2 separate regions of the Homo sapiens genome follow, and region 2 is linked to region 1. Evidence: chromatin contacts called from ENCODE Hi-C or POLR2A ChIA-PET data. All regions are on one chromosome and are shown on one strand. The core of a region is the stretch at or near the end of the contact, and the rest is flanking DNA. Distances in the headings are between cores, read along the strand shown. Region 1 holds the start of ADGRF1 (adhesion G protein-coupled receptor F1). Region 2 has its middle 73 kb from the start of CD2AP.

Region 1 (7,138 bases), core at 1,569-4,068:
GAAGGCTTCCCTTTCTTAGTGGTTTTGTGTACTATGGGTTGAGTTTATCAAGGCTTGAACCCAGCTGTGAATGGAAGAGTGTATGTTTCAGACCACGATGCTATAGACCTTTTGTACTATCCCTCCAAGATCCTAAATTGTTTTCACATCTATTAAAACCATGTATCTCTGGGCATGGTGGCTCACGCCTGTAATCCCAGCACTTTGGGAGACCAAGGCCGGTGGATTACTTGAGGTCAGGAGTTTGAGAAGAGCCCAGCCAATATAGTGAAACTCTGTCTCTACTAAAAATACAAAAATTAGCCAGGCGTAGTGGCAGATGCCTGTAATCCCAGCTACTCAGGAGGCTGAGACAGGAGAATTGCTAGAACCTGGGATGTGGAGGTTGAGGTGAGCCGGGATTGTGCCGCTGCACTCCAGCCTGAGCAACAGAGTGAGAAACTCTGTCTCAAAAATAAATAAATAAATAAATAGATAAATAAAATAAAATAAAACCATGTATCTATCCAGTCAAGAAATCTGAAGGCCTTGAAATCTTGCGAGCACTACTCTGCTAAGACAAACACAATTTAGGAAAATCCCAAGACATATGTATTTGGCAACAGCGTTTCCCCTTCTCTACAAGCTATGGGTGTTCCCTGCCAAAGAACATTAAAAAGAGAACCAGGTGGCTGAGCGTGGTGGCTCACGCCTGTAATCCCAGCACTTTGGGAGGCCGAGACAGGAGGATCACGAGGTCAGGAGATCAGGAAATTGAGACCATCCTGGCCAACACAATGAAACCCTGTCTCTAATAAAAATACAAAAAATTAGCCAGGCATGGTGGTGGATGCCTGTAGTCCCAGCTACTCGGGAGGCTGAGGCAGGAGAATGGCGTGAACCCGGGAGGTGGAGCTTGCAGTGAGCCGAGATCACGCCACTGCACTCCAGCCTGGGCGACAGAGTGAGACTCCGTCTCAAAAAATAAAATAAAATAAAAAAAAAAACAGGCAAAATATTTTGAAAGTTACAAATATAAACATTTAGATTAGGTAGGTTACACAGCACAGTTTCCTAAGGGTGTCCTTAAGCAAAATTGTGAATTCAGTGACACTTGTCCCGGGGATGCCACTCCCCCACTTTCTGACTTGTGCACCCTTGTGACGCACACCCCACCACTGCTAATGCCCTCAGATACCCAGTGCCCTCTTGCTCCTGCCAGTTTTTACTTTACTTACTCTCAGCCAAAGCACTAAAATCATTTATTTATATCCAAATTTGAATGAATGTGTTCATTTACTTTTTTAAAGAGATGTTTGCATTCCTTTAGTTGTGTAATGAAAGACATTAGAAGGCACATTGTTGTGAAAGTATGGTGCTTTCCTTGCCCTCAGCCCAGCAACAGACAGACCCTGTTATTGGGACACTGTCCCTGTTTTTTAAGAAATTTACTCTACTTTTGGAGAAGAAAGACATACAAGGCATCCAACAATAATTCACATCAGCTTGGGGTTGTGCACAAAAGGTGAGTTTGCAAGTTGAGCTTGTCAGACTCCACAGGCATACACTCCTATTTCCAATCTTAACGCTTATTGGCACCATTTTACAAATGAAATAACCAGGATAAGACAACTAAATAATTTGCTCAATGTTTTACTACTTGTCAAAGGTTGAATAAAGTATTATGGGACCATTATTAGAACACTGTTGTCAATTTGGGTTATGGTTAGATAATGAGTGGTGTTTTCTTAATGACAACAGAGCATAATAAAAGGCTTGTGTTAATATTCTAACATATTAAAGAATGTACTTTTATTTATTTTTTGTTATTCTTGCCTCTGTTTGTAATTTCCAGCCCATGAATGCTATTATCAAGTTGAGCTTAATGGATCTCAGCATGAAAAAGCCAAGGTCATCACTTCTCCACACCTCTCCCACCTTGACCTTCTTTCTATATCTCCTTCGGTATTTTTCCTTCATGTAGTCTCTGGCATGGTACATTACATAGGCTATCAGGTTTACATAAATGGATTTTTCATGAAAACAAAGAAAAGAGAAAAGAAAAATTATATATTTTCAAGGCCTCTACTAAGAAAATACAGTGTGACATTTTATATTTATTTGGGGAAGTAGCAGGAGAAATGGTTAGTCAATTCTAGGGTTTTTTGGAGTCCTGGGAAGGAGTTAAATTGAGAAGTACTTCCTGGATATATATGGATCCAGGCAAAGCTTAAACTAATTCACCCTAAAGGAAAAATAAGCTTAATTCTCTCAAGCATAATTTTATTTTAAGAGATTGCAAGGGTTAACGTATTATGAATTAGTGAAAACCATATGACTGATACTTTAACAAGTATCTTTGGTGGAGCCCTTTTTATTCTAGGCAATCTACCTCCCTGGCACATCAGAACAATGGGGTTCCTGTGTTATCACAGAGGGAAGAGTGTGCTTTCAGTCAGAAAATCTGGAGCTTGAGCCTCAGCCAATCACCTCATTATAGTTAGTAAGCGGGTTGAAATCTGTTGTTTCTGCTCATTGCTTTTTCAACTCTGTTCCCTTATTTAACCATCTTCAGGAAATGATACATTGAAATCAGAATTTTTTTTTCAAGGAGAGAAAAAATAATCTCAGATTAACAGGTAGTACTGGTCATCGTAATACACGTTCTTAGTAATCAAAGTACAGTTATTGGGCTTACCTGGTGATTTATCTCTTCACACCAGAACTCGAGGGAGCCCTTCCTTCAGTATACTTGTGGCTCAATCACTTCTTATGCTGTTTGGAAAGAAAGTATCAGTATCTGAGCCACAGCAGCTCACTGGCATGAACACAGGCTCACTGATCCATCAGCAATTCCTGGCACGCATTACTGCCTGTGCAGGTAGACAAGCCTGGGACACACCCCCTTCAAGAAGGAAACAAAATACTTTTCTCCTAACTCCCCCTCCCGCTTAAAGTCACTATCAGGTCTGGTAAGAGGAAGGAGCACAGAGCTCAAGACTTAATGATTCTCCCAGCAGACATAAATGGGTGTCTGAAATCACAGAAGGGAAATGGGAGAGAAAAGCTCTAGGGGAATGTGGAACACTTTTGCCCTAGATCGGTTTACTACAAAATGCTACTCCATCAAATCTTCCTGTCCAACCTCTGAACACACTGGGTCATACCCTATAAAGCTGAAGGAATGCAGCCCTTCATGCATAATTCCAATGAGGAGAGGTGGGTAATTCCTGTGGGGCAGAAATAAGGGTAGATACTGTTTTTCCTTTTCCAACTTTTTTATTTAAGACTAAAGAATCAACTAGCTACTTTCCCAGATAAAACAACCTCAGACTTCTGGGTGGGGTAGTACCAAAGGAGCTGTGGCAAAAGACAGCAACAGGGTGGATGCTGGGGTGAATGCTTTTGGTGTGTTTTTTGTGCTTAGAAAACCTAGAGTGAAACCTGATTAACTTCTTTAGTAAAGATTTGTTTTCTTTCCAAGGAGTCATCCAGTTTGAAAACTATGAAAGGTCAAGATTATTATGTGCTGTATCTTTAGCCACATTGGCTCATAAATTACTTTTGGTCAAGGTAATGAGCTACTAACAACCACGTCTAAATTAGCAATTTGTAATTCTGTTATGGAATAATGAAGGGGATAATAATATGTTAATTCTCAAAAATGCCACTGAAAAGAAAGCAAAGGATGTCTCTGAATTCAATTAATTTATTAATTTTCTTTTGTTTCTTTTAAGCACTCCACGTTTTACAAATGACTTGAGCTGGCTTACAATGTTAATGCATAAAATAAAATAGTGTGAGAATAAAAATTTTAAAATCATTATAAAACCTCTATATAAACTATAAAAAAGGAAACTATAAAGAGTCAATTAAGAAAAGTGATGCAAATAATAATCCCTGAAATTATTGTTTCATAAATTTGAAACTTATCTCTAGGACAGAACTTCCTAACAGTTAAAGAAAAGGGGAAGCTAGTCAGGTACACTGTTCTCACAATCAGGAAAGAGGAAGCATCTATGTTTTCATGAAAGAGTAAGTAAATTCTAATAGAAACATCTTTTTTAGAGTGAACAATATTCCCGTCAACATTTGAGCTTCTAATTGCATGTTGAAGACCTTTAGTGCTATGTGGGCCTAAACCCAGTATGACCCACTTGTCTTCCACACCAGCTGGGCCACTGATCCCTATCATACTTAACATGATTGGGTCTGGGTCTAGCCCACTGAAAAAGTTATCAAGAGAATGGGGCTTACCTGACAAACCCCAATTGTCAGGTAGACTCAAGCTTCAACCATTGTTCCTTTGTCCCCCATCAGCCTGGGTGGAAAAAAGCTAATCTCATAATCTAGTCGAGTTAATTCCATTCTCCTTCTGCTTGTTTTCTGTAGGGTTTTGCCTGTTTCACAGTCCACCAATTATAACTGTAGACCAAATTTCAATTCCGAAAGGATAAAGACTTCCAGACATACATACTCTTACTCAGTAGGTCCAATGTCTAAAGTTTTAAGATGAGAGATGCCATCTTCTCAGTTCAGTGCCACCCCTTTCCTATTGTCTATATTAAATTACAAGTGTTTAAAGTAATTCACTGACATCCTAGTAAGAATGTGTTTATAAAATGGAATTAATAATCTACTAATCACTAGAGCAAGAAAGTGGCCATGGAATTGGGTGGAAACAGTTGAAATGACCAACTAGTGTGGAGTTTAAGGTGGTGAGGGCTTGAAGCTGAGATGGAAGCTCTGTTATCCACCTTTGGCTCATTGTGTCACTGCAGCCCAACAACTTCCTAGGGCCAAGGTATGGCCCTCAGAACCAAAGGAAACCCTACATTGTCTCATTAGACCAAAAACACTTTAGCAGACACTAGTAGGTGAGGCAACCGGTAGACATCAATGATTCCATGAGCACATTGATTTTGGAGAAAATCTGAATCCAAACAGATGAATGCATTTAATAGTCTTTTAATTCCGTGTTTAATAGAAGGAAGTCATAGTACGTCCAATATTCAGATTGTTTCATAAATAAGGTGTGTTTTTGAAACTGATGACTCACCAAAAAGCAGTTTACTCACCGCTTCTAATTTCCTGCTAAGAATCTGTTAGTGCACGCAACACTAAATTCCTCAGTACTTCCTGGTGAGTTTGAGGAGCTCTCTGGTCCTTGCAAAGGACACAGTGCAAAAGGAAGCAGCATGGGTTTATGCACTGTGGCAGCATTCGGACATCTTATTACCTTAAGAGCTCAGGACAAAGCCAACCTTCTGAGTGCAGAGCTGTGGAGCTTTGTTGCCCCTCTAGTTTGATTGTAATGTTTCACAGGCATGAACAAGGTGTTCACTTGAGCATAAGAAGCCAGGTAAACAAATTTATTTTGGTTCATCTGGTCAACTTTACATTCCACAAATGCTGGGGGGAAAAAAAAGAAGAAGAAGAAAGGCCTGGGGCTGAGGAAGAGCTTCAAGCCTTCTAACTTCATCTGTTGGTGTTGGTTTAGTGAAGAGTCTGGTTGCTTGGTTTCCAAGCAAAAGAGCAGGGTCCCACAAATAAACAGCAATAAGCCTGAGTCCTGGGAGAAAGAAAATGCAAACAGAATCATGTTATTGAAACTAGTTATCTAAATTCATATGTCAACAAACTGTCCCTGAGTGAGTACTCGGTGTGAAACAATATCTAAATTAGACAGATCAGCAGGTGAACCAGAAAAGGACAGGAACCCAATTACAGAAGGACCCTGATGCCCATGTCCATACATCAGAAGTGCTGGACATTCTTTGAGTTTGGTCATAAAGAAGTTTTACCCCAGGGGCTGCAAACACAAACGGCAGACTTGAGTGATGTGATGATGCAGGAGTGTGAAAGACCCTGGACTGTTTCAGGTGGTTTTATTCCATAGTTGCAAAATGTTTGAAAGCACTATATATATGTATATGTATATATTGCAAGTATAATTTTTTTAACTGAAAGGAGGAGTAAAAAAGAGAAGAGTTGAGTATAAACTGTAAATTTCAGCGAGACGATTCTTCTGACTACTATGATAAAAGTCTTATCAAAGCTGATACAGGCTCTTCATACTCGGAACAAGGGCTTAAGATAAGGAGAGGTGGGTTTGAAATTATGAAGCTACCTAAGGACAAGCATTGGACACTGTGACTTATGAGAAATTGCTTTTATCAGAGGGGTAGGGTAGCATTGTGTTATAATTGAGACCTGGACAGCTAATTAGAGGAAGAGAAGAACTACCAAGCACTTAGTATCAGCCAACATTTTGTTGTTGTTGTTGAGACAGGGTCTCACTCTGTCGCCCAGGCTGGAATGCAGTGGCATTATCTCATCTCGCTGCAACCTCTGCTTCCCGGGCTCAAGCGATTCTCCAGCCTCAGTCTCCCAAGCAGTTTGGACCACAGGCGTGAGCCACCAATGTTAATTTTTGTATTTTTTGTAGAGGCGGGGTTTTGCCATGTTGTCCAGGCTGGTATTGAACTCCTGAGCTCAAAGCGATCCTCCTGCTTCAGCCTCCCAAAGTGTTGTAATTACAGGTGTAAGTCACAGTTCCTGGCTTAGCAAACTTTTTTTTAAATTTTTTGTTTTTAATTTGTATGGGCACATAGTAGGTATAAGTTTTTATGGGGTACATGAGATATTTTGATACAGGCATACAATGTGTAATCATCACCTCAAACCTTTGCGGTTATGCAGCATCATTTCTTTGTGTTACAAACATTCCAATTATACACTTTAAGGTATTTTTAAATGTTTAGTAAATTGTTATTGAATATAGTCACCCCATTGTGCTATCAAACACTAGATCTTATTTATTCTACCTAATGATATTTTTGTACCCATTAACCATCCCCACTCCCCCACTGCCCACTACTCTTCCCAGCCTCTGGAAATCATCATTCTTTTCTCTACTTCCATCAGTTTAATTGTTTTAGTTTTAGCTCCCACAAATCAGTGAGAACATGTGAAGTTTGTCTTTCTTTACCTGGCATATTTCACTAAATGTCCTCCAGCTCCATCCACGTTGTTGCAAATGACAAGATCTCATTCTTTTTTTTGTTGTTGGTTTCTTTCTTTTTTTTTTTTTGTGGTGGATCAGCCAACATTTACGGAGTACTTCCTATGTGCCAAGTACTGTTGTGATCATTTTTCA
Region 2 (7,138 bases), core at 3,025-5,524, 360 kb after region 1:
TGAATAAATAAATGTTTGACAAATTTACTCAATAAAATGATCAGTTTTTCAACAGTACTTAGCATTCCAGTGGGTCACCAGAACCAAAGAAACTGAAAGCAAATTTTTTCCAGAAAAAAGTATTCCAAGTGACATGAGAGTTAACCCTAGGCTTAGTCTAGGACAGAGCAAATGCACTGTGCATTTCCTATATCAGAGATAGCCAGGATCCAGGGAGGTTTCAGGGTTCAGACATTAAGCCAGCCAAATATTCTAAGGGGGACCAAGATAAGAACAAAGTCTTTGTACTGAGTGGTGCCCAGGTGAAGGGCTGTGTAAGTCTTACTAGGAAGAAATTGCCTCTATGAGACTTCTTAGAGGATAGACATTGTTATTGTGTTGGCCCCCAATAGAGTCATTTAAAAACTTCCATCGTCGGGGGTTCATACCTGCTCTTTTCTCTTCTTCCTCATGCTTTACAATTAGCATTCTCTCAACTCTGCCTTCTCAGGAAACTTGCTGCCCTTCTTGTAGAAGGGTGGACGGGACCTGTTCATATTTACTGGAATGTGAATGGAGTAGACCCTGGTAACCCCATTGCTTCACCACAACCAGATGGGAAATTGGTCTCACCCACCCACTGGGGGAATCCTTCGAGAATCTTCATTCTTTTGTTACCATCCTGCGGCACATCTGACACTCCGTGGTGTTCAATAAATGCTGGCTCAAGAGCTAATGATCTATTATTAATGACTTGGGTCAACATAGAGCCTTTACTCCAGAGTTCTTTGCAAGACTGTGGGCATTGTACCTTGTTGGTAATTAGATTATGCCCTAGGGATCTCTGTTTGAAAGGAGGCCTGTCTCAAATGTCATGTTTCAGAATCCTAATTATAAAAATCCATAATTGACTGCCTCCTTAAGAACAACGAGAATGATGGCTTGTGTGCCCCAAGAAGGATGTGCAAGAGGAACACAAACAAGGAAGTGTTGCTGTAGAGAAATGAGATTTTTAAATGTCCTGGGAAAACTTGGTGCTATGGTGCACTGGAGTAAACCCTGCAAATATAAAAACCAAACTGGGAACAAGGCTCATCAATGCTTATGCAAATACTCTCAGGGAAAGCACTCTAAATCTAATACTGGGTCCCCCGAGATGTCGGGGAAGTTTGAAGATAATCACTTGCGACACTCAGGCTTTTCTTGAGACCCAGTTTTAAACAACTGACCTTAGTTCTGAGCTGGATGGATGCCAAAATTGAGTGTCTGCTCAGTTGGAGCCAAATCCTCTCCTAGCTGTCTCTCAAGTCAGTTGGCAATATTTGCTTTGAGTTCTTTTTCCCACTTATGCAGAATTAATTTTGAAGTCTTTCCTCCTTTGGGCTGGAAGTGTTGAGGAAAGCAATGTGTGGTGTTTAGGTCCCAGGTGACACCTTTTTGTTCATGTGTCCGCTTTGTTTTCCGCTTCCTTTGAAGGCCTGTCCACTTTATATAGTGAAGAAGTTTACATTAGGGTGCGCCTCAATTCCACAAGCATCTGTAGACTAATCGCCATCGGTTGAGTCCTCTGTTAAATGTTGAGGTTGTTGAGGCTAGGGGAGAAAGTGTAGAGCTTACAGAGGGAGTGTGTGATGGAGGAAAGAATACAGGCTCTGGAGTGAAACTCTGGCTTCTAATCCTGGCCTCACTACAGATCAGCAGTGAGAACTTGGGCAAGTTATATATGCACAGTAAGCCTCTGTTTCCCCAATTAGAAAACTGGGGTAATAGTTCCAAATCTGAGAGAATTATACTTGTAAACAGATTCAAAATCATACATATTTCTATGATTGCATAAAATAGTAAACAGCCTCAAATGCAACACGTAAGAATAAAGTAAGTTATCATTTTTTTCAATGTATTGTTAGTCCTTAATCTCTAGAAGCCTGACAGTTGAGACAGGAAAATAAACCTCATATGCATGAAAAAAGTAGAGAATAGCAGAGGAAAAATGACTGGATTCAATAATAGAAGGAAAGAAGGCACAAGTTTCAGCATACATGTGTAAGGTAATAAGTGCTGTGAGCAATAAGAAATCACATCACAATTTCTGCCTAGAGAGTTTTTTCCCATCATCTATCATCCAAGCCTCAGTGCTTATATAATTAGAAAATGCAGGGTGTTTTGTTCTCTCTTCCATGAGCATGTCTAATTTAAATTCCGTTGCATTCCAGATCACATGAAATCAACATATAAATGAAAAGCCGTCTGCATTTCTGAAATGAGATGGAACTTTTGACTTTTCTACTTGAAGAAACAGTATCACTGTCACTCTGCTAAAAACTATTTTTTTCTCCTCTCACTAACTATAAAATCAAAAAGGCAGGGAAAATCATGTCCCAAGTTTGATTGAGGGATAGCTCTGATTTGTTACTAAAATTGCTATCAGTAGTTAAAATAATGTACATGTATGTATATATGAGTAATATGTATAGGTAATAATGTACATGTATCTATACATAGGTAACATACATATATAACAGTAATATGTGTTTGTAATGGTAACGTATATAAGTAATAATGTATATGTAATAGTAATATGTATATGTGTGCATATGTAATAGTATGATTATGCAGCAACCATCATCAATGACCAATCTATTTAAACTCCACACTATAACTTTCTGCACGTGTGATGTCTCTTAAGGTCAATGACCCTCTAAATGTAAAAATAGCATGTGTGAGGCCCCACCTATGGTTGTTCAGAGCTCCAGGAAACAGGTGGCATGTGAGTGAAATCAAGATATTTAAGGTACCAGTTGTCCTCCATAAAGTGAACATTTTTAGTTTTCTGACTTGAAGATGTGGATATTTTCAACCTTTTAATTCTAGGCTGCCTTACTCTCGTCTCCATGGTGCAGCACACACCCCGTGAATAAGCCCTGTTTCATCCAAGAAAAACAACCTTTGACCATCCACCTCCTCATATCTCACCTGGGGAAAACCAGTTGGCCTATCTTTGACTGACTTCAACACATCAAAATGTGCACAATGGTCATTTTACTGAAAGTCCTAAAATGTTCATTAAAAAACCAATTCAAACTTAATAATACTACCCTAACTGAGGTAGACTCTTAAAACCAGTTTCTGGTCAATGAGATACCTGTGTCAAATGGTTGTGTAATCAAATTCTTTCCATATCCTGCAAACATAGCTTGATGAGTTTAATTAACGATCATTTTGAATTCTTTTATGCAGACAGGTTTTTTTTCCTAAAGCATTTATGATGCCAGGATTTTTATTTTATTTTATTTTATTTTAGACAGGGTCTTGCTCTATTGTGCAAACAGTGGCGTGATCACAGCTCCTTGAGGCCTCAACCTTCCAGGCTCGAGTGATCCTCCTGCCTCAGCCTCCCAAGTAGCTGGGCCTACAGGCATGCACCACCATGCCTGGCTAATTTTTTCTATTTTTTTTGCAGAGACTGGGTTTTGTCGTGTTGCCTAGGCTGATCTCAAACTCCTGGGCTCAAGCTATCCACCCACTTCGGCCTCCAAAGGTGCTGGGCTTACAGTCATGAGCCACCGCACCTGGCCCAATGCCAGGATTTTAAACAGAAATTTTCCCTTCCAGGCAGCTTTGACAAATCATACATTTTTTTTTCCTTCTAAGATGAGCTTATGTTGGCTGTGATCTCAATCGCACTGATACAGTGCTCCTTTTTAAGGACACAGATTAATTGGAGGTGGGGAAAAGTGTTGGTGTTTAAAGGAAAAACATTTTCTTTTTATATAATTATTGAGTAATTTGGAAGGCATTGTAGAAATCATCCATGTCTTTGTAAAATCCGGGGGCTAGATTGAATTTCCTTTCTGTTTCCTCCAGCTTTAGTGTTCTATGAATCTATCATCCACTCAACTTTGAACTCCTGCTGAACAGTCACCAGGTCTTACTCGTCTTCATACTTCCAAAGGCCCTTACAAGGCCTGGCACGCAGTAGGGCCTCATTACTTGTTTGTTAATGAATGTATAAATCATCCCATATGCTTTGTATGCTTCATTTCAATTCTTTCTGAGTATAGCAAGAATCATATGTTGCCATTCATGGCTCACAATTCTGTTCTTCAGCATCACAAAATCATACTGGTAAAATTTTCCTATTTCATGTTTTATGCTGTAGCTATAGGGTACAAACGCATACTATTTATCATGCTGATGATTTTGTTGAGGTGGATCCGTTTAGTCATTCATTTAATAAATATTTACAGAACACCTACTGGGTAGTTGTATTGCAATGCTGAACTGGACAAAGTTCCCTATAACAAGGAACTTGTCTAATAAAGAAGACAGACAAGTAAACATAAAATAGTATGAGTGTTATAAAGGATAAGTACGACAAGCTGTGGGAACAGAAGAGTAGCTCACCTGGTCTGAGGAATTCAGGAAATGTTTCCCAAAGGAAGTAGTAGATTCAAACCTTAAGGTTAAGAGTGAGGTGGGTGAAACTGGGCAGAGGGCCAGACAGCGTAAAGGGCAGTGAGAATTTCAGATCCCAGAGTGGATGTTTATTTAGAAGGCAATAAAGGACCTGTGGGAGAGGCCAAGCGGGGGACGAAATTTGTGTTTTAGAAAGACCTTTCTAACTGCAGTTAGAAAGTAGAAAGGGGCAGGACCAGAGGCCAGGAGAAGTCTAAGAAGACGTTTAGAGTGGCAGTGAAGATAAAGGCACTGGCAGCAGACATGAAAAGAATTAGATGAATTCTGGATATATTGAGGAAGAAAGTGAATGGATGTATATGGTGGTGAAATGATGCAGGAAAGAAGATGTAAATTCTGATATCTGCTTTGAGAAATTGAGTGGATGGTTGTGTCATCTAGTAGGATAAGAAACACCTTCTAAAGCATTAGCACTTTGGGAAGGAAGGAAAGCAATGATAAATTCTGTAGGGTTGCTACATGATATCCAAGATGAGCTGTCTAACAATGCTAGGGTCTGAATGTTTGTGTTCCTCAAAATTCATATGTTGAAGCCTAATTCCCTATTTGAAGGTGAGGCCTTTCAAAGATAATTAGGTCATGAAGGGAGAGCCCTCATTAATGAGACTGGTGTCCCTATAAGAAGAAACAGATGCCAGCCATGGTGGCTCACATTGTAATCCCAGCACTTTGGAAGGCTAAGATGCAAGGATCATATAAGGCCGGGAGTTTGTGATCAGCCTGGCAATATAGGGAGACCTCATCTCTACAAATAACAATTTCAAAAAATTAGCCAGGTGTGGTGGCACATGGCCATGTCCCAGCCACTTGGGAAGCTGAAGCAAGAGGATCATCCGAGCCTGAGAGATCAAGGCTGCCGTGAGCCATGATTACACCACTGTACTCTAACCTGGGCAACAGAGCAAGACCCTGTCTCAAAAAAAAAAAAAAAAAAAAAAAAAAAAAGAGACAAGACAGATGATCTCTGTCTCATGTGAGGATACACCAGGAAGGTGATCATCTGCAAGCCAGGAGACAGGTCCTAACAGCACCAAATAGACTGTCACAGTGATCTTGGACTTCTCAGTATCCAGGACTGTGAGAAATAAATTTAAATTGTTTAAGCCACCTATTCTATGGCATTTTTATTATAGTAACCCAAACTAACTAAGACGAATAGTTATTTGATTATATAAATCTGTATCTCAGGAAAGAGTTTTGCATTGAAATTATATAATTGACAGTCATCAACATATAGATAGATACTGAAACTATTAAAATGAATGTGCTGAGGGAAAGAAGGTGGCAGGAAAATACTAAGAAATGCCAATCTTTAAGAGACATTCAAATACTTTGCTTACTAATTAATATCACCTGCTCAGTCTCCATTCCTAAGGACCATATACACTCTAGGTCATAGGGATTGACTATGGTTCGAATGTGACCCCCAAGTTCACCTGTTGGTAACTTGATCCCCAGTGTAGAGATGTTGAGAGGGGAGATCTTTAAGAGGTGATTAGGTCATGAGGCTCTACCCTCATGAATTTTTTAATGCCATTATCATGAGAGTGGGTTTGTTATCACAGCAGTGGCTTCCTTATGAAATGAGTTTGACCCCTTTCTCTATCTCTTGCCATCGCTTTGCCCTCTGCCATGAAATGACATAGCAAGAAGACCCTTGCCAAATTCTGGCCCCTAAGTCTTGGACTTCATAGCCTCCAGAACTGGGAGCCAATAAATTTTTGTTCATTATAAATTGTCCAGTCTGTGGTATTTGGTTACAGCAGGAAAAAACAGATGAGGATGGAATCTAACAAGGCGCTTTCTATGGTGATCCTACCTAGGAGCTCTGTGGAGAGACAGAGCAAGGCCTATGTCACTTAAGAATGTCTTACATACATTCTCAATTACTCAGTTAAAATGATTTACAAATTTTGCTTTGTCATATGGGTGTAGAGAAGAGGAAGAGAGTTAATTATTAAACATGTGAATGCCTAAGACATGTTCCTAAGCTTCCTCAAGAATACTTTTTTAGATTACATTGAGCACAACAGACAGGAGGTCCATGAAACTCCATCTAGGATAAAGATGCCTTGTATTTGTTACTAAGCTGTTATTAAGGGGACCCAGCACAATGCTTTGCTTTCACCATCTCCTCAAATCATACACACACACAACTTAATCAAGAGGGAGGAGCAGGTGGAAGAGATGGCAGCCATGATGGTATCAGCAAGAGCAATAGCTGCCAAGAAAAAATTTTTAAAAAGCACTTAAATTCCTGATAACAAACTGAAATCAAGAGCCTTTGGCATAATACTTGAGTCATATTTGTATGATGTCTCAGCAGGTCATAAATGCTGCTTTCAGAATTATTTCTGTAAATAGGGTTAGTCAGAAATATATAACTAAGCAAATAAAAGCTCCTTTTATAATTTTATAACACCCTGGGGACATTGTAGTTATTTTTTATCTTGTTTTGTTTTGCTTCACATAATCTGGAGTGTCCCAGAGCTATTTAAGATCTCATGTGTTGAAACCCTCCAAGTTTGTTGTCAACCTAAGAACAAATATTTTGATTTACTAAGGAACTTAAATCAGATAAGAGATTCTGGGGGATGTAGAATCATCTGAAAATTGTTATCTTAAGAGATTTAGTTATTTCCTTAGTCATGCATCTTCCACAAGCTGCATGTTTTAAAAAGCT

The links. A loop is a pair of places that touch in the nucleus more often than their neighbours do. ChIA-PET counts read pairs that join two places held with the same protein, here RNA polymerase II (POLR2A). Pooled maps may share reads with other maps.
Region 2: a map of PC-3 shows a loop between it and region 1 (2.5-fold over the local background). The contact joins the enhancer-like site here to the promoter of ADGRF1 in region 1. A Hi-C loop is called at or near these places in 2 of 168 maps with a recorded cell type or tissue (Calu3 and PC-3) and 1 of 50 pooled maps. POLR2A ChIA-PET finds 5 or more read pairs at or near these places in 1 of 52 experiments (PC-3).

The regions. Positions count from the first base shown.
Region 1 is chr6:47,039,514-47,046,651 of GRCh38, forward strand. ADGRF1 (adhesion G protein-coupled receptor F1) reads right to left here and starts at 2,819. Exons shown (of 15, transcript NM_153840.4): 1 at 2,678-2,819. RefSeq lists an enhancer at 4,732-5,931.
Region 2 is chr6:47,401,082-47,408,219 of GRCh38, forward strand. No RefSeq gene overlaps it. Among named protein-coding and RNA genes, the nearest start is that of CD2AP, 73 kb to the right of the region's middle. Within about 2 kb of position 4,275, at least 4 of the 41 ENCODE cell types and tissues checked have a DNase peak (open chromatin) inside an H3K27ac peak, as active enhancers do; they include PC-3, where a contact is called at or near this core.